Regions from separate parts of the Homo sapiens genome. Here regions 1 and 2 are each linked to region 3. Evidence: chromatin loops called from intact Hi-C (ENCODE). Cell type or tissue: heart left ventricle. All regions are shown on one strand. Links, peaks and the distances in the headings refer to the core of each region. The heading gives the core; the rest is flanking DNA. Region 1 overlaps SMIM35 (small integral membrane protein 35). Region 2 holds the start of UBE4A (ubiquitination factor E4A). Region 3 overlaps SCN4B (sodium voltage-gated channel beta subunit 4).

Region 1 (11,171 bases), core at 1,931-9,930, 81 kb after region 3:
GTGTTTGACAGTGTTTTTAATAAGAATCTGTCTAGAGGCTGGGCACGGTGGCTCACGGCTGTAATCCGGGCACTTTGGGAGGCCGAGGCAGATGGATCACCTGAGGTCAGGAGTTCGAGACCAGCCTGGCCAACAGGGTGAAACCCCGTCTCTACTAAAAATACAAAAATTAGCTGGGCGTGGTGGTAGGTGCCTGTAATCCCAGTTACTGGGGAGCCCGAGGCAGGAGAATCACTTGAACCCGGGAGGCGGAGGCTGCAGTGAGCCGAGGTCGCACCATTGCACTCCAGCCTGGGCAATGAGTGAAACTCCACCTCAAAAAAAAGAAAAGGAAAAAAAAGAATCTGGCTAGAAAGTAAATGGTATAGATTTACTTTATCCCATTTGTTTTTCTCAGTATCCGGATAATGAACAACATATACTTGGAATGACCTCCGTGCATAGCTTTAAATCTTAGCTCTGTTGCCTCCCAGCTGTATTGCCTTGGTGAATGGCATGATCTCGACTCACTGCAACCTCCGCCTTCCTGGTTTGTGTGATTCTCCTGCCTCAACCTCCCGAGTGGCTGGGATTACAGGTGCCTGCCACCACCCCTGGCTAATTTTGTATTTTTAGCAGAGACGGGGTTTTGCCATGTTGACCAGGCTAGTCTCGAACTCCTGACCTCAGGTGATCCACCCGCCTCGGCTTTCCAAAGTGTTGGGATTACAGGCACGAGCCACCGCGCCTGGCCTTGTATGAACTTCTTTCTATCCTTTTATAGGGAACCAGCTCCCAAGATAACAGAATAATACATTCACTGTGCCCTCGTGGCCTAATACCCTCTCCTTAGGCCCTACCTCCCAACACTATTCATTGGAGATTAAGTTTCCGACACATGCTTTTGGGGACACACGCTGAAGCCATGGCAGTATTCTAACTAAAACAGTCTCTAAAGCATATATGAAGCCCCTGTACTGAGCTCCCTGGGAGATCTCTCCTTTATTTATATCTGTGGCACCAGCACAGTGACTGGCAAACGAAAGGTGTGTAAATGTTGGTAGAGTGACTTTGGTTTAAAACATAACTCCTGCCACAGAGGAAGATAATTCTGGCAGTAGTGTGGGGGCGAGGCAGGGAGAGGGGGTTAGAGACAGTGCCAATAGTTCAGGCAAGAGATGGAGAAGATCTTAATTAAGGCCTGGTCTACCGGCATGAAGACGAAGAAAAGGAAGACGAATATTATTTACTGACATTCTACTCTGTGTTGTGCATATATAAGATATCTAATAACCTTGCAAACAAAGTGTTGATGTTCCCATCTTACAGATGAGGGAACTGAGGGGGTGGCCCGATACCTCACAGCCTGTACTTGGCAGGCAGACCCAGAGCACAGGTGCAGTGTGGGATGCTGGGGTGCTGGCATTCACAGATGCTGCTGATGCAGAATAGAGAGGACTGACGGGGGGAAGACCTGGGGATGATTCAGTTTTCCATTAGGGTGATGAGTCAATGGTGGTCCGTTAACAAATGAGTTCTTTGGGTTGAACCTGTTGGAAGAGAGAATGCTTTTAGATCGTCGTGGTTAGGCCTTGCCAAATCCCACGGATGATAATGTATTGATAATGCTGGTGGCTCTGGCTTGACTGAGTGCTTCTGGCCACGGAGTGATGCGTGGGGAGAGACCACGGCTCCTGGATGCCGCTGGGCCTCTGTGGGGTGGCCGAGAATGCAGACACAGTGCCGCCAGGTGGTGGAAGGTCACTCCGCTACCCCGGGTTTCTCGCTTTTCCCAGTAGATTTCATCTGCAGCCTGAAAGGCCAGCAGGAAACAGCGCTGTGAGGTTCCACATGCAGGTACCATCCTGGCTCACCCTCCCTCAGCCTCCCTCCTTCATCCTTGCCCCAGCTCATTCCCCAGGCTGCCTGCAGAGGGGTGGGTTCAGGCTGAGAATGAAAGTTCTTGAAACTGAAATCTTTGGGCCCAGACTGTCTCTTGGCCTCACCCCCGTCTCTGTAAAAGCCTCTCCTTCATCCAACGTTTACGAGCGCCTCTAGTGTGCTGGACACTGAGGACACAAAGATGAATAAGGCGCTGTCCGCAGCTCTTTCACAGGCCGGGAGGGAGACTCGACACAGAGATCGTGCTGTCATCCTGTTGGCAAACTCTAAGAGGAAAGAGCACACAGAGCCGGAGGGCTCCCTCCCCGAGGAGGGAGCATTTGGATTGAGCTTACGGGGAGGAGCAGGACTTTGTCAGGTGGAAAACCAGGGGTGCAATGGGAGGAAGAGCATCCAGTCCAGAGAGGAGGCTGTGTGCGCTGGGGAAATGGTGACTGACCCACAGATACTGAGCATCCTTTCTGTGGCAGCTTGGTGCTGGGACCGGGGAGATGAATCATACATGGCTCCAGTTATGAGAAACTCTTGCAATAGACATTTTCTTTTGAAGGATCTGTACACAGGTAAGGAATTTGGACACAGACCTTATGTACTGGAAGCCCCTAAACTAGAGTTCTTGTACCCAGAAATTATGCAAGACAAACCATTGGGATAGCGAAAAAATAGAGAAACTTCTATTTCTGTGTATTTCTTAACTAAAAACAAAGAAAACAACTAAACTTTTCATATATATATATATATATATATATATATATATATATATATATATATGTTTGTTGTTGTTTTGTGGTTGTTTTTTGAGATGGAGTTTCACTCCTGTTGCCCAAGCTGGAGTGCAATGGCGTGATCTCGGCTCACTGCAACCTCCATCTCCCGGGTTCAAGCGATTCTCCCACCTCAGCCTCCCGAGAAGTTGAACTATAGGCGCACCACCACACCTGGCTAATTTTTTGTATTTTTAGTAGAGACGGGGTTTCACCATCTTGGCCAGGCTGGTCTTGAACTCCTGACCTCAGGTGATCCGCCTGCCTTGGTCTCCCAAAGTGCTGGGATTACAGGCATGAGTCACTGCACCCAGCCAATTTTTTTTTAAGAGACAGGGTATCGCTATGCTGCCCAGGCTGGAGTGCAGTGGCTATTCACAGGCATGATCCTACTACTGATCAGCACGGGAGTTTTGAGGTGCTCCATTTCCCACCTGGGCCAGTTCACCCTACCTTAGGCAACCAGGTGGCCCCCTGCTCCTAAGAGGTCACCATATTGATGCTGAACTTAGTGTGGACACCTGATGAGCATAGCAAACCGAGGCCCAGAACTCAAGTGAGGACTCAAATGATCTTCCTGCCTCAGCCTCCCGAGTAGCTGTGACTACAGGCACGTGCCACCGCACCTGGTGCATTTGTAATATTTAATGTACAGGTTGGCCTCGTGTCTGCACTTGGACCCTGTGTCAATGGCCCACATGTTGTGCGCATCTGCGAGGGTCTGAGGGGGTTAGCATATTGTGACATGTTTACACATGGTCTGTGAAGTGGATTTCTCGGTGATCTCATCTGGTTTTAACTAAATTAATCCTCACACAATGGACAAGGTATTTAGGAAATTTCCTGAAAAGATATCAGGGATTAAGAGAAGGATGCAGGCAAGCACAAGCAAATGGCCAGGCTCTTGCTCCCCTATTCGGAAGGGGCTCCCATTATCTTTCTATCTTGAGTGTAAAATTGTAACAATCTCATTTTACTTGATAGAAACTGGCAAAAAAAAAAATCCAGAATTATCAAGATAATGTTTTGATTTTTTTTTTTTTAAGTCAAGGTCTCACTCTGTCACCCAGGCTGGAGTGCAGTGGCAGGATCACGACTCACTGCAGTCTTGATCTCCTCAGTTCAAGTGATCCTTTTGCCTCCTGAGTAGCTGGGACTCAGGCATGCCACCATGCCCGGCTAAGATAATTTGAAGTATAGTCTCAAGTCTCCTGATGTTAGTACTACTCTGTCTTTCAGGGTGTATTATGCCTTCAGATATTGGCTAGTGATGGTAATGTATGTAAATATAATTTATACATAAATACATATATTAGAGATGTGTGCTAAAATTCTTTTGTTACTGACAGAGATCAAAGAACTTTGGAGACCACAGCTCTAGGTAATAAGGAGCCAGTAGGAGTTTAAGCAGGAGGATGACTTGTTTGTTTTTGTTTTATTTTGAAAGATCATTCTGGTAGCTGTGTGGATGGAGAGCCTGGGGTAGAGAGAATAGTAGGGAACTCATGCAGCGGTCCAGGTGAGAGATGAGATCCCAAACCCAGGGTAGGGCAGCCAGGAGGGCAGAGCAATTTCACATGCACGTTGGACTTGGTGACTGACTAGATTTGGAAAACAAGGGCGAAGAGATCCAATCCCGGGGTATTTCCAGGTGTCTGGGGGATTAGGCAAATAATAGTACCACCTACCAAGGTGGCAAACAGAGGTGGGTTTGGGGAGAAAGGTGAAGAGTCTGGGACTGAACAGTTTGAGTCAGAGGTGCCAGGGAGAGCCCTGGGTGGAGGTCGTACGTCCGGGGGGTCCTGTGGCTGGTTTGGGGCTGCAGCCCCCTCTTCCCCAGCAGGGCCCAGGTGAGCGAGCGGGCTGGGTCATGGTCATGATGAGTAAATCAGGCAGTAATGGTGTCCTCTGTCCAGACCTCCTGATTCTAGCCTGGTCACTGGGTGCTGCATCCCAGGTATCAGACCCTGATTGTTACCAGTGGAGGGTGTCCTGATTCTTTGTGCTTCGAACAAAGAATTGGACAAAACGCACAAAGCAAGAAAATAATGAAGCAACAAAAGCAGAGATTTAATGAAAACAAAAGCACACTCCACAGGGTGGGAGTGGGCTGAACAAGAAGCTCAAGGGACTGGGTACAGAATTTTCTGGGGCTTAAATACCCTCTAGAGGTTTCCCATTGATTACTTAGTGTACACCCTATGTAAATGAAGTAGAGGACCACAATCAGTCTGATTGGTTGTGGAGAGAGACCAACCAGAGATTGAAGTGAAGTTACAAAGTTACACCCTATGCAAATGTCTGATTCGCCTGTGGAAAGTGACCAGAGGCTAAAGTGAAGTTACAAAGTTATACTCCTATGCAAAAGAAAAGTTGGCCAGCGACGGAAGGTGTGAAAGTTGGGGTTTTCCTTTTGATTTAGTTCTAGGAAGTCAGTATGAATTGGCCTTAGGTTCCCTGCCTCCAGGCCCTATTCTCCTGCCTCATGATCACTCTCTATATTTCACTTTTGCAAAACCACTCAAAATGCAGGTACCCTGTCTTCCTCCTCCTGTGAGCCATCATGGACGTGACAAGGCTACCTCTTCACGGTGCTCTAGGCCAAAGCTTTGGGAAAGCCAGATTAGGCTGGGAGTGTCCTTGCTGTAATCGGATGCTGAGATAAGCAAAGTGAAATGCAGTGGAGAAGCAGGTGGGGCAGGGCAGGTTTGGGCGCTGTGCAGCTGCCTAGGCTGGGGAGGGACGGGTGTTTGACCACGCAGAAGGGCTCTACAGGGCCACGCTTTAGGACAGGAATATGCATTCTGGCCTTATCTGGTCATTTCTGAGTTGGGATATCTGGATCACTCCAGGGCAGGGTGTGCTTGACTCAGAGCCCACTCGGGGCTTGACCCAGAGAAGGCTAGCGTTTAATATTAGTGATGAAGGCTGGGCATGGTGGCTCACGCCTGTAATCCCAGCACAATTCCGCCAGGCGGGTATATCGCTTGAGTCTAGAAATATGAGACCAGCTTGGGTGATATAGCGAAACCCTATCTCTACTAAAAATTACAAAAAGTAGCCAGGCGTGGTGGCACATGCCTGTAGTCCCAGCTACTTGGGAGGCTGAGGTAGGAGGATGGCTCGGACCCGGGAAGTAGAGGTTGCAGTGAGCCAAGATCTTGCCACTGCACTCCAGCCTAGGCAACAAAGCGAGAACCTGTCTCAATAATAATAATAATAGTGATGAAAAAAACAACAAAAAATCTCCACCCCTGAAAAAACAGACAAATAACAATAACAAAAGCCAGGCACGATGGCACATGCCTGTAGTCCCAGCTACTCAGGAGGCTGAGGGAAGAGGATATCCTGAGCCCAGGAATTTGAAGCCAGCCTGGGCAACATAGGGAGATTTCTTCTCTTAAAAAGAAAACAAACAAAACCCTTTAGTATTAGTGATGACTCTGAGGATGACACCCAGAACCGCCAACCTGAACCTCCGGTGGGACCTTGGGGTCCATGTGGATGGGGAACACAGTGTATGAAATCAATGGCAGATTGGTGCCTATCTGATCTCCCATTTAAAATTTTTTCTTTGCAAGAGAAAAGAAGAGTGATATAGATTGGTGTGTTAGGAAAAAACTCAAACTCAATTTTCCCCTTGGTTCTCACGCCACAATCATCAACGCAATAGACTTCTGTGACCAAATGCCTGGGGGTTCTCCCCACACACCAGTAAGCAATCATTTCTGCAGCAGACACTGGCTGACACTTCGAGTCAACTCAATTCCCACACTATCTACCAGATAGCAACAGATCCTATGGTTGATGAGGGCTCAGTGCCACAAGACCGCAACTCCCTTCCCACCAGTTACAAATCTAGGCCTCTGGACCTTCTAGCCAATTGTTCTTCATTTGGGGTTCCCACAACTCCCTCATTTGCTGGAGTGACTCAGAGAACTTAGGAGAACACTTACCTTTACAGGTTTACTATAAAGGATATTACGAATGATACAGAAGAAGAGATACGTAGGGTGAGATATGGGGTAAGGGACACGGGGCTTTCATGCCCTCCCGAGTCGGGTCCCCTTCTGGAAACCTCCACCTGTTCAGCTACCTGTCCTTTTTTAGGCTTTTATGGAGACTTCGTTACATAAGCATGATTAATTAAGCCACGGGCCATTGGTGATCAACTTACCCTCCAGCCCCTCTCCCCTCCCCTAAGTTTAGGGGTGGGGCTTAAAACCCAACCTTCTAATCCTGCCTTGGGCTTTCTGGTGATCAGCCCCTGATCTACCTGAAGCCACCTAGGCCCTTCCAGGCCTCAGTCAGCTCATTAGCACACAAAAAGACAACCTTTGGAGTTTCTAAGGACTTTAGGAGTTGTATGCCAGGAAATGGGGCTGAGGACCAAATATATTTACCACAATAGGCAAAAAGATTCAACATGAAGAGGGTAAAGAAGATTTAGAAATAAAGACAGAAAAATGCAGACGAGAGAGACAGTAAACAGAAAGAGTAGAAAGGTAAGCAGAAAATCATCAACTGAAAGAAACAGAAAGAAGAGTAGAAGTGTTATAGGAAAGGGGTCCCCATCCAGACCCCAAGAGGGGGTTCTTGGATCTCACCCAAGAAAGAATTCAGGGCAAGTCTGCGGTGCAAAGGGAAAGCAAGTTTATTAAGAAACTAAAGGAATAAAAGAATGGCTACTCCATAGACAGAGCAGCCCCGAGGGCTGCTGGTTGCCTATTTTTATGGTTATTTCTTGATGATATGCTAAACAAGGGGTGGATTATTCATGCCTCTTCTTTTTAGACCAAATAGGATACCTTCCTGACTTTGCCATGGCATTTGTAAACCGTCTTGGCGCTGGTGGGAGTGCAGCAGTGAGGACGACCAGAGGTCACTCTTGTCGCCATCTTGGTCTTGGTGGGTTTTGGCCAGCTCCTTTACTGCAACCTGTTTTATCAGCAAGGTCTTTATGACCTGTATCATGTGTTGACCTCCTATCTCTTCCTGTGACTTAGAATACCTTAACTGTCTGGGAATGCAGCCCAGTAGGTTTCAGCCTTATTTTACCCAGCTCCTATTCAAGCTGGAATTGCTGTGATTCACATGCCTCTGACAGAATTAAGAGAGAGAGAAAATAAAAGAGGCAACAGAAAAACAGATGGAAGTCAACGAAGAGGCAGAAACTCAGAGACACAAAGAAGGCAAGGGTGCAGGGGTGTGGAGGGAGGGCCAGGAGAGGGTTGGGAGGGATGAAGCCCTTGTCCTGGGTTCCTTCTTTCCCCATCCACATGCCCTGTTCTCCGTTGCAAATGGAAGAAGCCAGAGCCCAAGTGAACCACCTGTCTCCATTGTTGACTCCCAGCTGGTCTTTGAGAAGCATCAGAGGCAGTTGTCACCTTTGCTTTGGCCGGGAAGGAGCCTTCCAGCAGGGCCTGGAGAGGAGCTGGGCTGGCCTGTGGTCTTGGCCCCTGTGAACTGAAGGGAAGCCTGACTTGATGTATTAGCTCAGGGGTGCCTCTCTTGACCCACTTTTGTTTGTTTGTTTTTGAGATGGAGTCTCGCTCTGTTGCCCAGGCTGGGGTGCAATGGCACAGTCTTGGCTCACTGCAACCTCCACCACCAGGGTTCAAGTGATTCTCCTGCCTCGGCCTCCCAAGTAGCTGGGATTACAGGCACTCACCACCACGCCCAGCTAATTTTTGTATTTTTGGTAGAGATGGGATTTCGCCATGTTGGCCAAGCTGGTCTTGAACTCCTGACCTCAGGTGATCCACCTGCCTTGGCCTCCTAAAGGGATGGGATTACAAGGATGAGCCACTGCACCTGGCCCCACTTTCATTTTTGATGAAACAAAATTGGAAGCTTAGTTGGTGGGAGGTCAAGGACCTTCCAATTCCAAGGGGAGACTGAGTTGTAATGAACTTGGACCGAGGCAGTTGGTGGGGTTCTGCCCCATGTGGTAGGTGGCATTGTTACTTACACGCCAATGCTTTTGCTGTGGGCTGCAAAAGTGGGAATCCCTTGAGCAGGGAGGGTTGGTTTTGTGAAGTCAACTCATAATGGGGACAGAGGCTTGATGCTGGCTCTGTCTAGCATCATATCTAGTGAAAGAGTCACCAAAGAGCGGTCCTGGGTGCAGAGGAAATGGGCCCCGTAGATCCAAGCTAATCGGTGTCCAGCAGCCCAGGTCGCAGGAAGGGCTGTGGGGAACATAAGCAGGTTCTGCTTAACAGAGGTTGCCTCTGTGGAGGCCAGCAGGATCTGTGAGGTTTTCCCAGGGCTCAGGTGAAGTATCCCCCACCCCTCCCACTTCCTTTGATCCGACGGTGTTCGTCTGGTAACTTAGTTACTGATTCTGCTTCCCTGGAGCACTAATGCCAAGAAGAAGGTAGCTCCAGCTGGGGACCTGCCACTCTAGTCCCTGAAATAATTTACTACTTAAAAAATGTAATACATTGGCATAAAAGTAGCTAGAAATGCCACTTATTGAGGGAGAACTTGCTAAATGCCTTCTGTGAATCGATCATCCAATCTTTTCAATCTTGTGAGGTGGGCATTATTTTCTCCATTTCACCTACAGGGAAACACTCTCAGAACTGGGGTTTGAAGCTGGGTCTCTCTGCAGCTGAAGCTTGGAGTCTTAATCACCTCCCTTCTTGGAAGAGGCGGGGTTGAAAATGATGCTGGGCTTGCGCCTTGGCCTGTCTATAGCCTCTCAATCACTCCCACTGTGGGTGTCATGTGTCTGTCACGAGTGGCAGTGCAAGGTGTCCCGTTTTGGAACAAGCAGGGCCACGACCATATGCTAGAATGGGTGACTCAGCAGAAGCGGTGCCTCTGGGAGCCTCTGCTGGCCTGGACGCCTCCCACTGGAGTTCCTCAACCTGCAACCAGGACACTGTGATGTGAGGTCACAGGGCTGGAGAGGGGCAGCCTGGAAGTGCTTTCTCTGTCCCTCTCTTACTTATAGATCAAAAAAGGAAAATTAAAAGGGGGCCAGGGTGGGTGTCTGCCTGGGGATCCAAAGGATGAGGGCAGCCATGTGGGAGGGATGATGGGAGTACCCATGTCTGGCTGGTAAGAGAGACTTGGAAGCCAGATTAGAACCAGCATTCCAGGGAACCTGGAGCTGGCAGGGAATTAGAGGAAGGGGTGGCGAGGGGAACAGCCAGAGGGACACCCTGGACTCTGTAGAAGGGGGTCCCAGACAGCCATTTGCAGTTGCTCTCCCAGACCCCCGGGGGTCCAGAGGAACACAGGATGCTAAGCCTAGAAGAAAGGCGGCCAAGGACAGTCTCCCAGGTGAGCATGGCAGCTGTCCCTGGGTTTCCACCACTAAGGCTTCCCAGGGCTGCCTGGCCCCTGTCCTGCCCTCGCTGCCGGCCTGGGAAGAAAAGGCTGAATCGAAACAGACTGCAGCAAAACCCTGACTCATGCCTTCCGATGCCAGTAGACCTGATTTTGTATTTCCCAGCACTTTCATTAGCACCAAGAGCTATTATAATTGCAAGAGGTGTGTGGGGAGGTGGGAGTGGGTGCTCACACTCACAGCATGGGAAGTGGGGCTGAGACTCTTGTCAGGGGAGAAAGACCACAGCCTCCTACCCCATCCCCGTTCACCTGAGAGGTGGTGGGATGGGGAGTGGTCTGGGCTCTGGGCAGAGACTCTAGGCAGGCCACATGGGTGGGGGACCTGGAGGAGAGGCATGTGAGTAGATACGGCTTGAGGGAGCCCCTAGAGCGCGGGAATTGGGTTTTGATAAAGGGACTGGGCTTGGGCACAGCCCTGGCTGCCTCCTGGCACCCCACTCAGACTCCTCTCCTCCTGGGCCCTCACAGGTGGGTCTGCAGGTGTGTCTGCCAGGGCAGTACAGCCTCCACTCACTCCCAGGCTCAAGGCTATGAGATAAAATGCTAATCATTCCCTGCCTCTAGGTTCCTAGCTTGCTTTGGTACTTATCTTCCCTGTCACGGAGGGAGTGGGAGGCCTCTGATCCCTAGGCCGGCGTGGGAGCCGGAATTCTAGACAAGTTTATCCAGTAGGATTGAGCACCTCACCCTGTGTCTCAGATATGGTGGTTTGGAATAGCAGTTTGGGGTTTCATCTGGGCTCAGAGTGAGGCAGGGCTCTGGGATTCCAGGCTGCTTTTCCAGGTAAGGCGGCAAATGAATGGAGGTAGAGCTATGTGGGAAGACCTGCTGAAACTGAAGGATCCTGACGGACCCCAGGGCACCCCAAGGCCTATCAGTTAGTTGCTTGCCTGGGCCCCAGAGCCCCTGTTGCGTGTTGCGTGCTCTTGGGTTTTTAACAACAGCAGCCAACTTGTGTGTCATGCTTCACAGTTGGCAGAGACCTTCCACACATTCTGCACTCTGAGATGTGTCTATGAGGCTGCTCATGTTCCAAGTAAGAGGTGAGCCCTCGGTGAGTGGCAGAGCCCAGACCCCTGCAGGGCTGTGGGCTCCATGCTGGGTGCTCTTCCCTCCTCTCAGCACCTGTGTGAGGAGTGAGGGGCACCACTTCCCCTCCCAGAC
Region 2 (10,512 bases), core at 1,959-9,958, 210 kb before region 3:
CAAATACAATACATTTTAAAATACTTTGGGTTAAGATTTTCCAATTCCTGTCCCCAAACTCAAGACATTTTTGGCAAAATGGTTACAAACCTACCAGCTGGACTCGGTGGCTTGATTTGTGGATAGCTGAAACTAAAAAGGCTAAAACGTTCAGCTGGAATGCATTAATCTGTTGATATACTTTTATTTGCAATACCTTTAAGAAAACAGGTTAAGTAGAAAGAATTATTGAAGTCAAAGAGAGAACTCACCTACTAATTGTAATAACAATGTGGCACTGAAAAATAATAAGACAAGAATTATGGATTTCCCAAGAATTAAGCTGGCAGTCTAGTTCTCATTCACTGGGGTGAGGACAAGGGACTTCTATGACTTAGGGCTGGGGATGGATATTTCTCAGCTACATATAAATTAAGTAAAAGCCCATATCTTAGATTTGGACTCTGGCAAATCAGGACTGGAAGCAGTTCAGCTGTATGTTGTGGGTTTTTAACATAGATTAAGCAATCTATTTATTTCTAGGCTTAAAAATACTGATATTTCTTCCACTAAAAATTAAATGGTCTTTGCTTCATGCTATATCTAACCTTCACTGTTTACCTGATTTCTTAAAATAATACTGAAGAAACACGAATTCCAACGGTCAGGTCTACTGTGTAATATGAAATATAGATACCTCAAAGGTGTTTAGTAGAGCTGGCTGAGCCTGCATTCACACTCTTCTGATTACATTTCCTCATTCAAGACCAAGTGAACTCAGTGGCACAACAGAATAAACAGGGCTCCCTGAAAGGCTTTCTCCCCTTTCTGAAATTTTAAGGCCATGACATAGAAATATTAAATACAACACTGAAAAGGGTGGGAAGAGACAAAGGGTATGAATGTTTTGTTCATAAGGATCTTGAACTGCTATAAGGACAGAGACCTTAGAAATAGCGGGAGTAGGGGTATAAAGGAAGAAAAAAAGAACATTTGGTCTACCTTTGGTTTATTGAGGCAAGACTCCTCACAGGATCATATCAACAAAAGCTAATGTGGGCCAGGTGCAGTGGCTCATGCCTGCAATCCCAGCACCCTGGGAGGCTGAGGCAGGTGGATCACCTGAGGTCAGGAGTTCAAGACCAGCCTGGCCAACATGGTGAAACCCCATCTCTACTAAAACACGAAAATTAGCCAGGCATGGCGGCAGGTGCCTGTAATCCCAGCTACTTGGGAGGCAGGAGGCTGAGGCAGGAGAATTGCTTGGACTCGGGAGGCAGAGGTTGCAGAGAGCTGAGATTGTGCCACTGCACTTCAACCTGGGTGACAGAGCGAGACTTCGTCTCAAAAAAAAAAAAAAAAAAAAAAAGCTAATGTGGTCGAAAAAGTTACCCTTATTTACCAGAGAAAGAGATTATTTATAACATTTCTTGACAATTCTGAGGCATCTTCAGCACTTGCTTCATGCTCCTCTGCCATTTTTTCCACACAAGAGCTAACGGCTAATTAGCTGTAATGACTTAGGCAGTCTAGTCTCCTCTCAGTGCAGCTCAAAGCTTTACTGCTTCAAGGAATTGAACTGTTATTTGGATTTTTAGTAGAGACGGGGTATCACCATGTTGGCCAGGCTGGTCTCGAACTCCTGACCTCAAGTGATCCTCCCACCGCGGCCTCCCAAAGTGCTGGAATTATAGGCATGAGTCACTGCGCCTGGCCTTCTGTATTTTATTTTTTGCTATGTATATTTCAGTAAGCTTAATAATGCAAAAAAAGGGAAAGATACCATATTTAGTATTGAAATTAATGAGAGGGATTTTCCCCATGTAATTACCGCACAAGTTTAATTATTACCTGTAGTTAATGTAAAAACACCAAGAATTGTCTTATTGTTAGCTGACCACCATTCTACTTCCATCCTAAAATACCACAAATTCCAGAGGAATGCAAAAAGTATATTGAGCTCTTGTTATTTCTCTCTCTAAAACATCACATTCATTTTTTTCCTTTGGGTATCCACTCCACTCAATCCAGAAGAGGCTGACCAGTTCAGAAGGGGTTGACCTCACCCACTAGCCCCAGGAATGAACATACAAGTCTGGCCAGGCTAAAAAGAATACAGCATTTTCCAGCCAAAGCAACTGATCCAGGAGTGGGCACAAGACACTATGGAGGCCTAACAGAGTCAATGAATACCAGCTTCAGGACTTCAGCTGAATCTACGGAAAAGTGAGTTTTCTCCTGATTGAGTTGATAAGCCAGTAAGATAGAGTTGCCATCTTTACACCATTTAGAAAAGGCCTAGCCTAAAACCAAGCCAACATACACTAGAAAACAGAATTGAGAGATGGAAAGATAAGTCTGGACTTTTCAGTTATAAAAACCAATAAAATTTCCCTAAATGCCTAAACCAGTTTGATGTTTTTTAAAACACAACTGAAAAGTGTCCAGATTATTACAAAGGACATGCATCACCTGCAACACGTAAGCAGAAAGGAAGCTGAAAGCCAGGAATATAGGACATATGACAGAGAAGCTCTTAAGACTATCAAGAAGGCCGGGCACAGTGGTTCATGCTTATGATCCCAGCACTTTGAGAGGCCAAGGCGGGCAGATCATGAGGTCAGGAGTTCAAGACCAGCCTGACCAACATGGAGAAACCCCATCTCTACTTAAAACACACAAAAAATTAGCCAGGCATGGTGGCGTGCACCTGGAATCTCAGCTACTCAGGAGGCTGAGGCAGGAGAATTGCTTGAACCTGGGAGGCGGAGGTTGCAGTGAGACAAGATCGTTGCCACTGCACTCCAGCCTGGGCAACAGAGGGAAACTGTCTCAAACAAACAAACAAACAAAAAGACTATCAAGAGAAACAAAAAGAATTTATCACCATAAACTGCATTACTTCCTTCTTTCTCAATACTATACTGTTGCACTGTATAAAGAAACTAGCTTTCTACATTTTACCTCTATTTTTACTAGGATTTTAAACTTTCTGCATTGTATTTCTAAGCAGATCTTCTACATTGCTAGGCTGTAAGCTCTTCTGATTACATGTTCATATCTGATTATTCTTTCTTCTGTGTCTGGCATTATACATCACAATCACAAAATCCTAAATAAGTAGTTATTGAATGGCTTCAATCTTACATGTAGTTCTTTCTGAACTCCTTGTAATCAACAGCATCACCCATGACCCTACTTCAAGGTAAGGGCTTTACTACTTGTCTTAGGTTGCAGTGGAAGGTCAAGCTACCAGGCTAGACACTGGTTCTTTGGTATCTTGGCATGTGTAGAATGGTGGATGGAAATAAGTCTCTGTTGTCATCTCTACTATCTGTAAAAAACAAAAAGGTTCTCACCTATCTTTCACTAAGCTCATCTTTTTCACACGTATGTCAAATCTGTGCACAAACTTTTTTTCATTAAAAAAGGGCTAAAACTGTGTAGTCACTTATAGAAAAATTTTACAGGAAAAAGGAGGACTGATCACTTGATGAGAACCTTTGTGGAGATGCCAGTTTAGATTTGTTCAATGGACTTACCAAAGTAAGAGTACCCAGATAATCACCCACTCTAAAGGTCCGATAAAATGAAACCTAAATATTTTGTTTAATATTCAATAATGTCATTCGGGATTTATAATCTCCTATTTTCAGCGCCGGGCGCAGTAGGTCATGCCTGTAATCCCAGCACTTTGGGAGGCCAAGGCAGACAGATCACTTGAAGTCAGGAGTTTGAGACCAGCCTGGCCAATGTGGTGAAACCCCGTCTCCACTAAAAGCGATTACAGGCGCATACCACCACACCTTAGCCAGGCTGTAATCCCACTACTTGGGAGGCTGAGGCAGGAGAATCACTTTTAAACTGGGAGATGGAGGTTGCCGTGAGCTGAGATCGTGCCACTGCACTCCAGAGCAGAGCCTGGGTGACAGAGCCAGACTCTGTCTCAAAAAAAAAAAAAAAAAAATACACACACACACACACACACATATATACATACATATATGTATGTATTTTTTTTCCTATTTTCAACTGCCATACAGAGATACAACACTATCCTGTTGTCAGACACTTTGGGATGGTACAGCTACCAACCTTAGAAGCTTTTGGATTTGATTCTTTTAAAATATATCCTCCTTGAAAACAAGTTTCACTCTGATACACTTGCTGCAAAGATCTATATCTATAATAGCTGTCCTACAAAATTCTGTCACTTCCTCCTAATACAAGCTTTTGTTTATGAATAGTACCACTAATCCTTTAAGACCACTGTCAGCTCTCATGAACACACAAGTGTGTTAACATCAGACTTGGTATTGTTTTTCAACAGAAATATCTGGAACACTTTGTAAAACTGGGATCGTCAAAATCAAGCTCTATCAAATCATACTCCCATAAGGTCTGTGTCCTGGCAAATAATACATATATCAATATAAAATAGAAATTAAAATATCAATTTAAAATAGAAATTAAGAAACAATTTTCGTTGTCGTATGTTTCACCTAACACTATCAGGCCATGCTAATGTGGCAACAAATTCCATCAACACATCTATCTGCAGCCTAGAAGGATCTCAAGTCAAAAAGCAGACAGCAGTCCTTCTTGGATCCCATTTTATCGCAGGTGGGCTTCCACGTGAGACCAAAACAGTAAATGACAGCGAGACTAAACACATGCTTGCTGTCAGGGCATAAAACTGATCCTAAAAGGAAGGCTCATCAAATATAAGGTCATGAGGCATGGTCACTCAATTTTAGAAGTGTCTTCTAAACCCAAGGAAACATGAAGCAGAGTGCCCCAAGAGTTATCTGTGGTGAACTCATCACCTGCCTTAAGAATTATCAACACCCTGACGTATGCATTGAACTGGTTTGCTTACGACTCACGATTAATCTTATCTTCTTGGCATCTGCCTATTTGTTATCTACTCTTTATATTTTATCCTTCCATGCTCCATAAGGGATTCGCGGGAAGGAGGGAGATCCACCCGCCCGGGGCACGTTCTAGAGAAAGTTAAGTCAAAAGATAATGCAATGATAGCGCTCCGGCCTCTTCCAGGAGGGGCTTGGCAAAGATGGGGACAGAAATGTACAAAGAGACATCAGAAGCTGGGGCACTGTAAGGGGTTCCAAATCAGACAGGGTCGAAGTTCAAGAAGGAGAAGGTCCCTGGTTAGCAAAGCATAGGAGAAGGAATTTGGAGAAGATAAGAGTGAACAGGCTTGAAGTGGCATTGGACCAGCAGAAAATATCACAACGCAAAGTCAACGACCCCGTCCCCTGAAGCTATTGCCTGTCTTACCAGAGCCTGAAGTGCCAGCAGCGACGACACGACAGAATCTCAGCGGCCGAAGGGTTCCCACTTCCGACTCAGCACAGCAACCGGAAGTTACGTCATCAACAAGCGCCGGGGCATGTGGAAGTTCATCTCCGCGCCGGAAGCACGGTGTGCAGGCTCACCGGGGGGAACGGCGCGCAAATAGTCCTACAGCGCATGCGCTAGCTTGTTAGGGGCGGGCTGGAGGCGGGCAGGAAGTGGCAAGAAGTGGCCTTGGCATCGGATTGTGGGGGCTGGAGTTGGCCCACCTGGCAGTGCGCTTTGGAGTATAGAATATGAGGCTGGGTTTTGGAAATCAGCGTACCGAGGGCAGATAAAACTCTGTGATCCCTGGCTCTGCTCGCAACCTCTGTTGGGGGTCTGCTCTCTTATTTTCCCACCAGTCCTAGACCTTTTTGAAGCAGCTTCTGTTACTCTCTATTATTCAAAGGGATAACACTAACAGCAATAACAACTACAAGTTTGTTATTGTTGTGCTGTCTTTGGAGCAATCTTTGGAGTGTGCTATCTTTGATTGGATTTCAGTTTTCTTATCTGTAAAGTGGAGACAGTATACATCCTACAAGGTTGTTTTGAGATACACATAGATGGCCAGGCACAGTGGCTCACGCCTTGTAGTCCCAGCACTTTGGGAGGCTGAGACGGGCGGGTCACGAGGGCAAGAGATCGGGATACACATAAATAATAGAAGCAGCATAATTTTCAAGAGTTAAAAGCGCTGTGCAAGTGAAAATTCACAGATTGAGAGAAAATAGTTGCAACTCATATATCTGATAAAGGATTCATCTCTAGAATATGTAAAGAACTACAAGAACGAAAAACCCCCAAACAGTTCAGTTCAAAAAAGGGCAAAGGACTTGAATAGACATTTCTCCAAAGAAGATACATTCCAAGAGAATGACTATCCACTTGGTATCTGTGGGGGATTTGTTTCAGGACCCCCTTGGGTACCAAAATCCAAGGATGCTCAAGTTCCTTACATAAAATGATGCAGTATTTGCATATAACCTATGCACATCCTCCTGTGTCATCCTAGAGATGACTAAGTCATCTCTAGATCACTTATAATACCTAATACAACATAAATCTAAATAGTGTTGTATTGTTTAGGGAATAATGACAAAAAGTCTGTACATGTTCAATACAGATGAAATTTGTTTTGGAATATTTCCAATTCATGGTTGGTTGAAGCCACAGATGCAGAGCCCACAGATATGGAAGGCCAACTGTACAAATGGTGGATAAGCATATGAAAGAGTGCTCAACACCACTAGTCTTTAGGGAAATGAAAAAAAAAATCATGAGATACCACTTAATACCTACTAGGATGGCTACTATAAAAAAAAAGGAAAGTAATTGTTGGCAGATGTGGAGAAATTGAAACCGTATGCGTTGCTGATGGCAATGTTAAATAGTCCAGACTTTTTGGAAAAACAGTTTGATGATTCCTCAAAAAGTTAAACATAGTATAACCACATGATCAAGCAATTCCGCTTTGATATAGATGTTCAAAATAACTGAAAGCAGGAACTCAGATACTTGTATACATATATTTACAGTAGCACTATTCATAATAACCAAAAGGTAGAAATAACCCAGAATGTTCATTAACAGATGAATGCATAAACAAAATATGGTATATAGCTACAGATGACTTATTCAGCCTTGAAAAAGAATGAAGTTCTGATACACGCTGAAACATTGATGAACCTTGAAAACGTTATGCTAACTGAAACGAGCCAGACAGAAAGGACTAAATAGTGTATGATTCAGTTTATATGTGGTACACAGAATAGGCACATTCCTTGAGAGAGAAAGTATAATAGAGGTCACCAGGGATTGGAGGGAGAGGCGAATGGGAGTTATTGTCTAATGGGTACCAAGTTTCTGTTTAGGAGGATGAAAAATTTCTGAAATGGGTAGTGATGATGGCTACACATTGTGGATATATTTAATGCCATTGAATGGTACACTTAAAAATAGTTAAAATGGGGTTGGGTGCAGTGGCTCATGCCTGTAATTCCAGCACTATGGGAAGCCGAGGTGGACAGATCACTTGAAGTCAGGAGTTCAAGACCAGCCTGGTCAACATGGTGAAACCCTGTCTCTACTAAGAATACAAAAATTAGCTGATCATGTGGATGTGCGCCTGTAATCTCAGCTACTTGGGAGGCTGAGGCAGGAGAATCGCTTGAACTTGGGAGGCAGAGGTTGCAGTGAGCCGAGATCGTGCCACTGCGCTAGAGTGCCTGGATGACAGAGTGAGACTCTGTCTCAAAAAAAAAAAAAAAAAAGGTTAAAATGGTAAATTTTAGGTTACATATCTTTTACCACACACACACAAAAAGCCCTGGGCAATCTTTGTGTGCCTACCACTGTTCTAGTTCCTAAGGATACCATAGTGAAAAAACGTAAGTGTTTTCCTTCTTGGAGCTTATAATCTGGCGAGTGGGGTTGTAACAGCATTTAAAATTAATGGACGCAAAATGAATCATTCAATAATATTTCTGGAATAGCTGGGTAACTATCTGTATTTAAAGTTGGTTACTACATTAGATCTGATGCTAAAATCAATTCGAGATGGGTCAAAGATATAAATGCATAAAATAAAACCATAAAAATGCTAGAGGAATTCATGGGGGAACTTTTAAAAAAGGATAATTTTAAAATGGAGAAAGACTTTCTAAATATGAAACGTAACCTAGAGACCATAGGAGACCAGTGAATTATACTACATGCAAATAATTGTAAAGTGTGCGTGAAAAACTAACCAATGTGTTTTTTAAAGCAAAGTTAAAAAACACATAAAGTTGGAAAAAGACTTGCAACTAATATCACAAAAGACCTAGTTTCCCAAATATGTAAGGGGTTAGTGTAAGTCAATAAGAAAAAGACCAAAGATGTGAACTTATGTATCATGAGAAGGAAAAACAAATGGTTTACTCCAGTTTTTTTTTTTTTTTTTTTTTTTTGAGACGGAGTTTCACTCTTGTTGTCCAGGCTAGAGTGCAATGGTGCAATCTTAGCTCACTGCAGCCTCCACCTCCCAGGTTCAAGCAATTCTCCTGCCTCAGCCTCCTGAGTAGCTGGGTTTACAGGCACCCACCACCACACCCAGCTAATTTTTTGTATTTTTAGTAGAGACAGGGTTTTGCCATGTTGGCTGGGCTGGTCTCAAACTACTGGCCTCAGGTGATCCACCTGCCTTGGCCTCCCGAAGTGTTGGGATTACAGGTATGAGCCACCACACCTAGCCTCCAATTTTTAATAAGAAAAATGTAAACTAAAATTATAGTGAGAAGCCATTCAGTTTGGCATGATTCAAAAGTTTAATAATACACTGTTGGAACATGTATGGAGTAACAGGCACTTTTGTTTGTTGTTATTGGTAGTGTATATTGGTACAACCTGGCTGGGCACAGTGGCTCACACCTGTAATCCCAGCACTTTGGGAGGATGAGATGGGAGGATCACTTGACCCCAAGAGTTTGAGACTGGCCTGGGCAACATAGTGAGACCCTCTCTCTATAAAAAAAATTAAGCAATTAGCTGGATATTGTGGCACACGCCTGAAATCTCAGCTACTCAGGAGGCTGAGGTGGGAGGATTGCTTGAGCCTGGGCAGTCGAGGCTGCAGTGAGCCAATGTTGTGCCACTGCACTCCAGCCTTAGCAACAGAGCAAGACCCTGTCATATATACGTATATGTGTGTATGCGTATACACACACATATATGTGTGTATGCGTATACACACACATATATGTGTGTATACGTATATACACACTTGTGTATATACGTATATACACACGTGTGTATATATGTATATGTGTATCTACGTATATACACGTATACGTATATGTGTATATGTGTATATGTGTAGATACACATATATGTATGTGTATATGTGTATATGTGTATATATACATATATGTATATGTGTATATATACATATATGTATATGTGTATATATACATATATGTATATGTGTATATATACATATGTGTATATATACATATATGTATATGTGTATATATACATATGTGTATATATGTGTATATGTGTATATATACATATGTGTATATGTGTATATATACATATGTGTATATATACATGTGTATATGTGTATATATACATGTGTATATGTGTATATATACATATACATATATGTATATATACATATACGTATATGTGTATATATACACATATACGTATATGTGTATATATACATATATGTATATGTGTATATATGTATATATGTGTATATATGCATATATGTATATGTGTATATATGTGTATATATGCATATATGTATATGTGTATATATGTATATATGTGTATATATGCATATATGTATATATGCATATATGCATACATGTATATGTATATATATGTATATGTGTATATACACTTGTGTGTGTGTACGTGTTTACAACTGCTATTTGGCAATAGTTAATAAAATTACAAATGCAAATACAAGTGCCCAACAATTCAATTTATTTGTGTTTGTTACAAATAGTCTTATGTATGTTCAAAATCACATTTATTGTTAGAGCTAAAACCATAAAGCTGTAAAAAGTATAAAAAGAAGACAGGAGAAAATCTTTGTAACTGTGGGTTTGGTAAAGATTTATTAGACATGATACCAAAAGCACAATATATAGAAGAAAAAATCAATAAAATGTACTTCAAAATTCAAACCTTTTGCACTTCAAAAGACACCATTAAGAAAAACAAACCACAGATTGGTAGAAAATATTTCCAAATCATATATCTGATAAAGGACTTATATCAAAAACATATGCAACCCAATAGTAAGAAGACAAACAAATAAGTCAACTTAAAAATGGGCAAAAGATTTGATACACATTTCACTAAAAATATATGAATGGTTAATAAACACAAGACAGGACACTCAGCATGGTTAGTATCTAGGGAAATGCAAATTAAGGCCATAATAAAATACCATATTAAATCCATAGAATGGCTATATTAAAATACAGTTACGGGCCTGGCGCGGTGGCTCACACCTGTAATCCCAGCACTTTGGGAGGTCAAGGCGGGTGGATCGCCTGAGGTCAGGAATTGGAGACCAGCCTGGCCAACATGGTGAAACCCTGTCTCTACTAAGTACACAAATACTAGATACACAAATACTAAATACACAAAAAATGAGCTGGGCGTGGTGGCATGTGCCTG
Region 3 (10,281 bases), core at 2,282-10,281:
TATTTACCTCTGTACCGCTAGATGGAAGACACCCTTGTTTTCTCCTGTACCTTGGCACAGATGTCATGCTGGTTTCACAGTGACCTTAATGAAGTGGGCCTTAGTGACGCCTGAGGCTCCTTTTCACAGGGTGGGCACAGCGCCATTCCATGCTACTTCCCCTCATCCCATCTCAGATCAGCCCAGGTCCCCATGGTGGCAATGGCAGGGGTAAAGGATCACTGAGGAATTCAAACTCAGCCAGTCATTAAACTACCCCACTTCACACCTCTGGCTTACCTTCCTGGGTGGTGGGATGCCAGTCCCTTGTTTGTTAGAATACTCATAGAACCAGGCCTCTGTGGGCAACCAAGAGGGCCCTGAAAATGATGTGTGTGTGTGTGTGTGTGTGTGTGTGTGCACGTGTGTAAGGGGGATTGTAGGCACAGTCTTGGTACATTGCTCCAGGTGGAAGCCCCACCTTCTCCAAGGACTGTTCAGCTGTATAGACCAGGTAGGGGCTAAGGCCTATTGATATAGGTTTAGATGAATTTCTGAGCTACCCTTTGGGAGCCCAGGAGAAAGCAGAGTGACTTGTAGGTGGGAGACCTGCAGGCCCCAGGACTGGCCTCATCTGCTCTGTCCCCTGCCCCTCTGGTCTGCAGAGGGACTCCAACCAAAGTCCCTTTGGCCCTTGACCAGGTAATACTGACTGAGCCCTCACAGGGGCATTGGTCTGAGCTTGGGACATAGATGACATCCTTGCTTCTCAGTCCAGTGGGGGAGATACAGAGACGACTGGACAGCCAACTGGAGGTGTTCCCTGGGAACATCAGAGTTGGCAGCAACTCTGGGAAGCAGAGCACAGAACTCTCCTAGGGATGAGGAAGTCATGGTCCAGAGAGGGATGGTGACTTGTCTAGGGGCTCATGGCCAATTGATGGCCAAGTGGGACAGAATCTAAGTTTCTTGGGCTCTGTCACACCACGCTGCTTCCCACTTAACTCAAGTCTGGTGAGGGGGAAGGTAAATAGTGATTGTGCTTAGGGCTGAAGAATAAGTGAGGCTCTGGGGCATGAGTGTGGAAGGATAAAGACTTGAGGGGCCTAGAGCGGCTCTTTTCACAGCTTCGGAGACTGGGTACAGAGCAGTGAACTCCCAGGAGTCCTCTTCCCCTCTCCCCGTATCAAACCCAGTCTCACAGACTGAGACCAAAGTGATTTTTGATAACCTAACAAAATACCCTTTTCTTAAACTGAGAAGCAGTTTCCAAGGCTATATTATTGCCATTGAGGTTTATGTGCTTTCCAATCTCTTCCTAAGCATGTAACTGGTAATATCTCTGTCCTGCCCACTCCTTCCTTGTTCCCCCATTTACTTAATTGCTGTGATCTGTGTTTAATTATCACTTGTGAGGGTGCTCTATTGCACAACCCTGTTTCCCCTGGTGTGTATTTATTAAGGGCTTGTTTAATGAGAATGCAATTAAGGAGAGGGTGCTCAGTCCCACTCAGAGGAAGAAAAAGGAAAGAAGAAGCAAGGAGACTGTGGAGAAGAGAGGAAAGGGGAGAAGTGGAGGGAGTTTGAATCTGGAATCCTGGGTTTGAATCTGGAAAACATGCTTAGTTCTCCTTCTGAACCTGCTGGAGGTGCAAGCCTGTGGGGGCACCTGAGAGAGAAGGCTGGAGTTCCAAAGCTCTTATGACTGGCCCCCTTCTGGTGGGATCAGCATGAGAGGGAGACTGGGCACAGCAGACCACCTTGCCCTGCTGCCAGTCCTCAAGGAGGTGTAGGGATCTCTGCATAAGCCAGGGGTGGGCCGTGCCAACACAACCTGCTCTCTGGCCTGTAAGAGGAGGGACAGGCATGCTGCTGGGACTTGTTTGCAAAGCTGGTTTCACTGAGCATCCCATGCTGTCTCAGGGGCATGCTTTCATACCAGCAAAGCTCCTGGGGATGGGCAGGAAGCAGGTAGGTTGCCTAGGGAGAGAAAGCTGAAATCTTTCCTTTGTCTCTGGGCCCAGGGGCCTTACCTGGCCCATCCCTGCCTCCCAAAGCCCCCAGGGCCTGCACCCCAGGAGGGGTCCTGTCCTGCTGGCCTCAGCCCACTTTCTGCCCCCCAGCTCTAACTTTGAGCCTTTCTAACTCTCCCTGGGCCAGAGTGTATCAGCCTCCCTATTAAAGTCAGCCGTGTGTCCACTTGCCATGCCAGCAAGCCCTCAGAGCTATATTTAGAGTGGGTACCAGCCTGCCCCTCTTTCCTCCCCGCATCCTGGGGTGGCTGTGAGTGATCCCTGGATGTGGGAAAAGGTGGTGGAAAGTTTTCTGCCTCCACATTTGCCTTGGGATATATGGTAGCTGCCATAAGATTCCTGCTGGTGTGAATATTTAATAATATGATTTGCATGTGCTGAATACTTTTCCACTTTAACAAAAGTGATCCTGAGTCAGTCCTCAGACAAAACCCCAGATGAGGATGGCAGGGGGCCAGGACTTCAGAGAAGGCAAAGAAAATGGCTGCTCTGAGAGTGGCTTTTTAGTGAGGAAAAGCAAGATTTTGGGGTTCAGGATGGAATTCCACAGGATCAGGACTGGGAAGAGTTGTTCCTCAATTCCACAATGCCGGAAAGAGGCCCCCCACTCTCACACACACACACACGTACACTTTAACATTCTAGAATTAACTTTAGAAAACAGCAAAGCAAGGCTTTCTTTACTCCGGGGAAATGGCCACATGGAAATAAGCCAAGAAGTGGTAGAGGGTGAAAATACAGATCAATGTGGGAATGGCCTGGAGACATTCTTGGCTGACACTGGTTATTCAGGGAAGCTAGGGGTGCCCTGGTTACCTGTGATGAGGGACACCCTTGTCCCCTGCTCCCCTTTCAAATACCACCCTCCTCTACCTGCAGGGTGCCCACTCACGGCGGCCCCTCTTGTGTTTTATAATCTCCTGTTCTGGCTTCACACCAAGCTTGAGAAGTAGGAAAGAGGCATCCCTGCCCTGGCTTGGGGATATGCACACCGGATGTGGCACCTCTGACTTTCTCAAGGTCAGCTGGCAGAGTGGGGCCTGCCTTGCGCATGCTCACCAGTCCTCTCTGGACTTGGTCATCCTGAAGCAGCCCTCCGGCGGCCTTTGTGGACCAACACCTGCCCCTGGTTCCCCCCTCTCCCCCAGAGCAGCCTCATAGGAGACACTGAGTTCAATGGGAGGCAGGCCCCTCGGCTTTCTTGTGCATGACCCTCCCAGACATAACTGGCAGGACTGCATGACTCCCGACTGGGAGGGCTGTGCACTGAAGAAGCCAGGCTTGCCCACCCTCTCTGATGCTTTCACTCGGGCAGGGCTCTGGACTCTGTGAAACCATTTCTGCCGGTTTTCATTTTCCCCTCCCAGCTACTGAGGAAATGGCAATGCTTCACTTGCAGAGTCCTGAGTGTATTGGACTTAAGTCATCCACATAGGTGCACACAAACCAGGCAGAAACGTGTACTGTGTCATGAGCCAGACCTTAAAGATACAGTGTTCCCCTCTCTTCTGGACCCATCTTTTGCTCGTTTTTGCTTCTATTTAAAGCAATCAATAAGATTTCCTTTTCGCACGCATCTTTTGTGCTCTTGAATATCTCTTTCTGGCTAGGGTTGAGGTGGGGAGATTTGGGCACGGATTTGAGTTCCCCCATCTCCTCCAGGACCCTGATTCCTGGACCGGTATGCTGATGAGGAGGAGCTGCCACACTCCTTGGTGCCCTGAGGGAGGCCATTAGCTATCAGGAAGCTGCCTTGTCTGACAGCTTCCCTGTCCACTGCTCTGCATTCACTTCCTGTTTGTGGGGGCTGTGGAGGGTGGGAAGCAGAGTTGGTATCTCCCACCAAAAGGTTCTAGTGCTGGCTGCAGACTGGAGAGTGGGATCTTGTGTCTGGCTTCTGTCCCTAGACCTCTGGGGGAGATGGGGCGGAGGAGGGCAGAGGTAAACAGAAAGGCAGGAGTTCTATGGAGTGCTAAGCCCTGATAGCAGTGTTTTTCTTGGAGAGTGTGGTTGGTCACAGAGTGGTGGAAAGGGGCTAATATCTGAACGCTGCTTATTCCACTCACTGGGTGTGTGGCCATGAGCAAGGTAATCTTTTTAAGCCTGTTTCCTCATTTGTTTATTGGGAATAAAAATAGTAACTTATAGGATTATGATGAGGGTTAAATGAGACAGTGTATATAAAATACCTCTCCTATCCTATAGTAACTGCTCAGTCTCAAATTCACCATTTACTCTGTGGCCCTGGGCAAGTCAACTCTCTGAGCCTCAGTTTCATCATATATAAAATGGGAACATTATACCTGCCTTTGAGCATTCTAATAAAAGTCGTAGTTAGTATGCACAAATCCTCTCGCACCGTGGTTCTCAAAGTGTGGTCCCTGCGCACAGCATTCCCTGGGAACTTTCTCGAAATGTAAAAGCTCAGGCTCCACTCCAGACCTGAATCAGAACTCCAGGGGCTGGGCGGAGCCAGCCGTAACTGTTCTCCAGGGGATTCTGATGCGCTCTCAAGTTTGAAAACCATGGCTCTAGAACAAATCCTGGTTGGCCACAAATCCTAGGAGCTGGCCAAAAATAAAGGCTAATTGAAATAACTTCCCAGCACTAATTGGAGCCCTGGTGGGTAGATCTGGGTCTCTTAGGCAAGTTACATAACCTCTCTAGGCTCAGTTGTCTCACCTACAATGTGGACCTATAATAGTACGTGACTCATAGGACAGGCCGTGAGGATGAAATGTGCCTGGCACATAGTAGATGCTCAGTTAATATCAGCTAGTACTATTGTTAGCGACAATGGCCGAATCACGATGGGGTTACTGGACCACGGGGTGTGATTTTAGGGCTGGGGGATATAAGCACTTCACTTTGTCATCAGAAGCTAAGGGCACAGGAAGAAGCTGAGCAAGCAGGGCTGCCTGCTGTCCTTGGAGATCCTTTTCTGTCATTTGAAAAGCATTGCTCAGACGCATTATCATCCGGTGGGGGCAAAACAAGAGGTTTATGATGCAGAACAGGGAATTAAGTTAGACAACAGAGGGCCTTCCTGAGAGTGGGGTTGGAAGGTGCCAGTGTCCTCTAGGGAGGAGGTGAGGCAGGCATCCACTTCCAGACACCCTCCCCGCCCCCGCCTCCACCGACCTTGAGGCGAGTGGGGTTTCCTTGGGGCATCTGCAGGACTGGGGGTGGGTGTGTGTGTGGGGCGGGGTGGCGGGGAACCAGGCCCCCTTACAAGGACTCCGGAGCGGGAGTTTGGAGGCCGTGAGTGGAGAGGCCTAGTCCCAGCGGAGGGGGCCGCATCGGAGTGCTGGGGCGGAGGTTCGAAGCGTGAGAAAGAAGCCTGGGGGCGCTCGGGGACGAGGGGGCGGAGTGTGGCGAGAAGGCCGGGCTGCAGGGCTCAGGAGGGGACCGCGGGTCCAGCGCCCTCCCCGTCCCGCCCCCGCGCGCGTGCACTCGGGCTGGCCCGGAATCCCTCCCCAGGGTGTCTTCTGCCACTGACTTTCCCACCCTGGCTGCGCCCGCGCGCCCCCGCGGCTGCCAAGCTCCAAGCCCCGCGTCGGTCCCCACCCCCGCCGTGTTCCCCCCTGCCAGGCCGTCTTCCTGCGGTTCCCAGGGTCCCGTTTGGCGGCCAGAGGGCGTCGGACTCGGCTGGCCCAGCGAGGTCCAGCCCGAACGTGTCCTTCTGCCTCTCTGCCCCTGGGGACCAGGGAGGAGCCTCCAGGGCGGGGGAACGAGAGGCTACTGGACGGCGGCCCGGGACTGCGGCGGCCGCGTTTCTCTTCTTCACCTTACGGGACCCGGCTCTTCCCCCTCCTCGACCGCCCCGCCCGTCAGTCCTGAAAACCTGGCGAGAGGCGCGTACTGTCCTAGGGGAATTCCCCTGCAAACAGAAGGGAGCCCGCCCTGCGCGTCCTGGAGTGGGTGCGGCAGGAGCGCTTCCAGGCACTGCGTCCCCAGGTGAGGGGCGGAGCCGGGGCGCGGTTCGCGGCAGTGGCCAGGCCTTTGTTTCCTTGGGTTGGGGTGACCCCTGGTGGTCATCCAGAGCGCAACAAGGGCTACTCCCTGGTCCAGAATTCAGTCCTTTCCAGGGGAGAAATGGAGAATGATGGAGGGTGGCCCAGGCGGTGCTGATTGGAGTAGACAGCCATCCTCCCGAGGTTGGCACTGAGGGTGATAGAGACCTACCTGCCTGGCCAAGCTACTCCGCCCTGCCTAAGCATCCCCTTCCAGAGCTCCAGGCTGGTGGGGTTTTATTAAGGGAGGCGGTGCTCCTTACACAGGCCTCTTCCTGCTCCCCGTAACCCTGTCGCTGGAGGTGTCTGTGGGAAAGGCCACCGACATCTACGCTGTCAATGGCACGGAGATCCTGCTGCCCTGCACCTTCTCCAGCTGCTTTGGCTTCGAGGACCTCCACTTCCGGTGGACCTACAACAGCAGTGACGCATTCAAGATTGTAAGTATTTGGAGGAAGAACAGTACAGCCCAGCCTCCCTCACCCATGCCTCGCCTCCTACGCTCTGGTCCCTTCTGGACTGAGACCCACTGCGATGGTCCCCAGAACCCACCTTTTGCCACCCTTTCTCCCAGTATTCTTTTCAGAGCCTGCCAGGAAGGATGTAACTGGGAGAGATGCTTAGATCGTGTTGCCAGAATTCGGGGACTGTTGGAATTCTTGGCTAGAGTCCTCTGTCTGGTCTTAAGAAACACCCGGAGCTTGGATTGCTTGTCTAAAAATCAATAGTTTAGTCTAAGAAACAGGAGAGAGAAAGGCCTTGGAAAGCTTGGAGAGAAGGAATGAGAAGAGTCTGAATGAGGGAAGGGCTGAGAAGCTGGACTGGCAGGGAAAAGAGAGAGGAAGAGAGGGAGAGCTGCAGGAGCATTGGCGCGGCTGCGGTGGGGGTGGGAGTGAACTCACTAGATTGTACTCACTCTACAATCTAGTGGGGGATCCAACCTGAGACTTTCACAGGGAAGCCACAAGAGACCAACTCTGGTTATAATTAAATGCTGACCTCAGAGGGTGCTGACGGGCAGAGCTGTGGGATTGATCCAGGTCTTGACAGGGGGCCAAAATTCAGTTGGGCAGGTGACATGGTGTCAGCAAAGGCTGGGTGGGAGGTGACAGAGGGAGATGAGTGCGGTGCTTGCAGGAGTCATTAGGTAAAAGGCTTTTATGAAGAGAGCAGTAAGAGCTGTGCTGCATTCCAGGGAGACCTTAATAAAAGGAAATGGGTTTAGCCTGAAACAAGTAAAATTCAGGTTAGACAGGCAGAGCTATTGACGCTGGAAGAGGAAACCATGGGGGGAAGGAGCAGGGCGTGACTACAGGCTCTTCCTGGTCCTGGACAGGGGAGGCATCCAAGGAGTGGGCTGGTGTGATGTCATGACCCTTGAGGACCCCGATTCTTTCTCGGCTACTTTCTCACCCCAACTCCCTTCCTCCACCAGCTCATAGAGGGGACTGTGAAGAATGAGAAGTCTGACCCCAAGGTGACGTTGAAAGACGATGACCGCATCACTCTGGTAGGCTCTACTAAGGAGAAGATGAACAACATTTCCATTGTGCTGAGGGACCTGGAGTTCAGCGACACGGGCAAATACACCTGCCATGTGAAGAACCCCAAGGAGAATAATCTCCAGCACCACGCCACCATCTTCCTCCAAGTCGTTGATAGACGTATGCAGTAGGGGCTGGCACAGGGCAGTGGCGTGGGAAGGACTTGGGAGGCACCCAACTCAGCATCACAGTGAAATGGCAAAATGGACCGTGTTGGTGTTTTCTTTTGCTTTACACTTTCCAGAGCTGCTGGAGTTACATCTAAAAGCTAGAAGAGCTCAGCTTGAACACTTATTCTGCTACCAAATAGCTTATGAAATACTCTCTAAGCCTCGTTTTCCTCATCTGTAAAATGGGAATATGGCTTCATTTTCCTAGAGTTGTGGTTAGAGAAGCTACCTGGTAGTGTTTTGTGGCTAGTAGGGTTTTCTCCGTATATACTGATTATTAATACCATTGGGTATTCCATTAGCAAAAATTGATTGAATGTCAGGCATTGGACTAAAAAGTGCTATGAGTGATACATTACATTCTTCCTTGAGGAATTCACAGTACAAGGTAGGACAGAAGATAAATAAATAGCTAGAATGGGCAGAACATGATGCATACATCTGTCAGTAGAGGTGAAAACAACAGAGATGGAGTAAGACATGGCCCTTGTCCTCTGGGGGCTTACATCCTACCTAGGATTCCAGTCTGACACAGGAGGACCAATCATACAAGGAGGGTGCATATGAAAAGGAGCCAGGTGGTCCCTGACCAGACCTGGTGTGGTTAGAGAAGGAGGATATGATAACCAGGGCTGGAGAAGTGAGGCATGGCCCCACTGAGGGGAGGGGCCTGGAAGACTAGGGAAGTGCAGAAGCAGAGAGAAAAAGGGAAGGGGACTTGCGCAAGGATCCTGACTCTGCTGCATTTTGTGTGTACCGGGAGTTTGCTGCTCTCCTGGATGACACTGAGTCCCTGGAGAGGGAGACACCCGTGAGTTCAATCTCGAGTATGCAAGGGCGGAGCCAGAGGTTATCCAATCAGCTTTTCTGAGCCTGGAGTCATAGGTCTGCCTATGGTGTCACCTCTTCCTTTCTGTCTGGGCTTCTGTCACCCAGCTTGTACTCAGCCTTTTCAGAAGGAAGAGAACGGGCATTTGTGGAGCGTTTTCTGGGTGCCAGATCCCGAGTTAGTTGCTGTCATTGATTTTAGCTCCTTTGCTCCTCACCAGCTCCCTTGAGGTGGATCGTCTCTCCATCTGTATGGATTCATTCATCCATCTGTTCAACAAATATTTACTGAGCACCTTGTATGGGGCAGACGTTATTCTAGATTCCGAGGATGTGATATGAACAAGATAGACAAATTCCTGCCTTTATGGAGATTACCTTCCTCCTCTTCTGTGTATGGAGATACCAATAGAAAATAAAGAAGAAAAATGATATTGTAAAAGAGAACATGGCTAGTGTTAAGAAGAAAAAATAAAGCAGGAAAGAAAGATGGGGTGCCAGCAGGGTGAATAGGGAAGGGCTCTCTGGAAAAGGCGATAGAGTGGGGATATTTGAAGGAGGTGAGAGAGGAGCCATGAGGGCATCTTTGGGAAGATAGGGAGGGAACAGTGAGTGCAAAGGCCTTGAGGCAGATGCGTGAAGAATCACAGCAGGCTAGTGCTGGAGCAGGGCAAGGAGTGAGAGATGAGTCAGGTCAAGCCAGATTGTGTAATCACCCTGCTGGAAGGGTGAGTGAGGTGGGAGCCACTGGGAGCAGAGGAGTTAGGGCCTGAACAGGTTCACTCAGGCCCCTATGCCAAGAATAGATGATAGAGGGAGGAGATCAGTTAGGAAGCTATTGCAGACATCCATGCAAGAGGTGGCTTGGGCCAGGGCCAGGGAGATTGTGAGCCATCAGATTCTGGAATATTTTAAAGTTAGAGCTGTCAGGATTCTCAGGTAGCTTGGATAAAGCGTTTGAATAAAAGGCATCAAAGAAGACTCCAAGGATTGTGGTTATAGCAATTGGGAGGATAAAGTTGTTCTCAGTGGAGAGGAGGAAGACTGTGGGTGGAGCAGGTTCCGGAAGCAGTCAGGAGTTCAGTTTTCAGATGAAGAAACTGAGGCTAGGAGGGTTCAATGACCTGCCCAACATTGCCAGCTAGTTAGTGACAGTTAAATCCCATGCTTAAAATTCAGACTATCTGACTCCAAAATCTTCTCACCATCTAAGAGGTATCATAGGGAGGTTCTTAATTTTTTCTGTGTGAGCAAAGGGGTCTAGAAAGAGGCAATGAAATTTTCGCCTGGCAATTTGGGGATCAAGTCACCACTCAAACTTGAGTGTTATAGGCTCCAATTCTGATTTATTCCAGAACTCGTGTGAGTGCATCTGTGGGAGGGCATGTGCAGGGTGGGGGAGAGGGCCCCTTATGTGTGCCCTAGCCTGATAGATGCCATGCTCTGCCTCTCCAGCTTCCTGCTGCAGGCCTGGGGAGGGCTGGGGGTCTGGGAGTGGATGTGCCCCGGATGCCAGGGGGTGGAGGCTACATGGCCCTTGCACTGCCACAGTTCTCGGCTCCAGGTTGACTCTTGCTCCCTTTGTGCCTTCCCTTTCCTCCCTACTCGGGCCACACAGTGGAAGAAGTGGACAACACAGTGACACTCATCATCCTGGCTGTCGTGGGCGGGGTCATCGGGCTCCTCATCCTCATCCTGCTGATCAAGAAACTCA

The links. Peaks named below come from ENCODE experiments on the same cell type or tissue, not always from the same donor. Only the 100,000 strongest peaks of a DNase experiment are listed, where the experiment ranks them.
Region 1: a loop joins it to region 3, with 2.1 times the contacts of the local background. A loop is called at or near these places in 7 of 110 quality-filtered maps.
Region 2: it touches region 3 in a loop (4-fold over the local background); 58 of 110 quality-filtered maps call a loop at or near these places.

Annotation. Positions count from the first base shown.
Region 1 is chr11:118,059,342-118,070,512 of GRCh38, reverse strand. The region is part of intron 1 of SMIM35 (small integral membrane protein 35); the gene reads left to right. It also overlaps the pseudogene RN7SL828P. Among named protein-coding and RNA genes, the nearest start is that of TMPRSS4, 12 kb to the left of the region's middle. RefSeq lists an enhancer at 5,420-5,921. In heart left ventricle, for the core only: no CTCF peak of the experiment used is centred there; no DNase peak of the experiment used is centred there.
Region 2 is chr11:118,354,443-118,364,954 of GRCh38, reverse strand. CD3G (CD3 gamma subunit of T-cell receptor complex) reads right to left here. Exons shown (of 7, transcript NM_000073.3): 7 at 9,794-10,512. UBE4A (ubiquitination factor E4A) reads right to left here and starts at 5,355. Exons shown (of 20, transcript NM_001204077.2): 1 at 5,281-5,355. RefSeq lists an enhancer at 5,349-5,418. In heart left ventricle, for the core only: no CTCF peak of the experiment used is centred there; a DNase peak (open chromatin) is centred at 5,394; H3K4me3 peaks cover 1,653 bases; H3K27ac peaks cover 257 bases.
Region 3 is chr11:118,141,241-118,151,521 of GRCh38, reverse strand. It overlaps SCN4B (sodium voltage-gated channel beta subunit 4), which reads left to right. Exons shown (of 5, transcript NM_174934.4): 2 at 6,293-6,465; 3 at 7,461-7,689; 4 at 10,186-10,281. Among named protein-coding and RNA genes, the nearest start is that of SCN4B, 6.4 kb to the left of the region's middle. RefSeq lists a silencer at 5,613-5,682 and enhancers at 6,103-6,302, 6,519-7,718. In heart left ventricle, for the core only: a CTCF peak has its summit at 6,036 (motif pointing left); DNase peaks (open chromatin) are centred at 5,431 and 5,951; H3K4me3 peaks cover 1,931 bases; H3K27ac peaks cover 2,426 bases.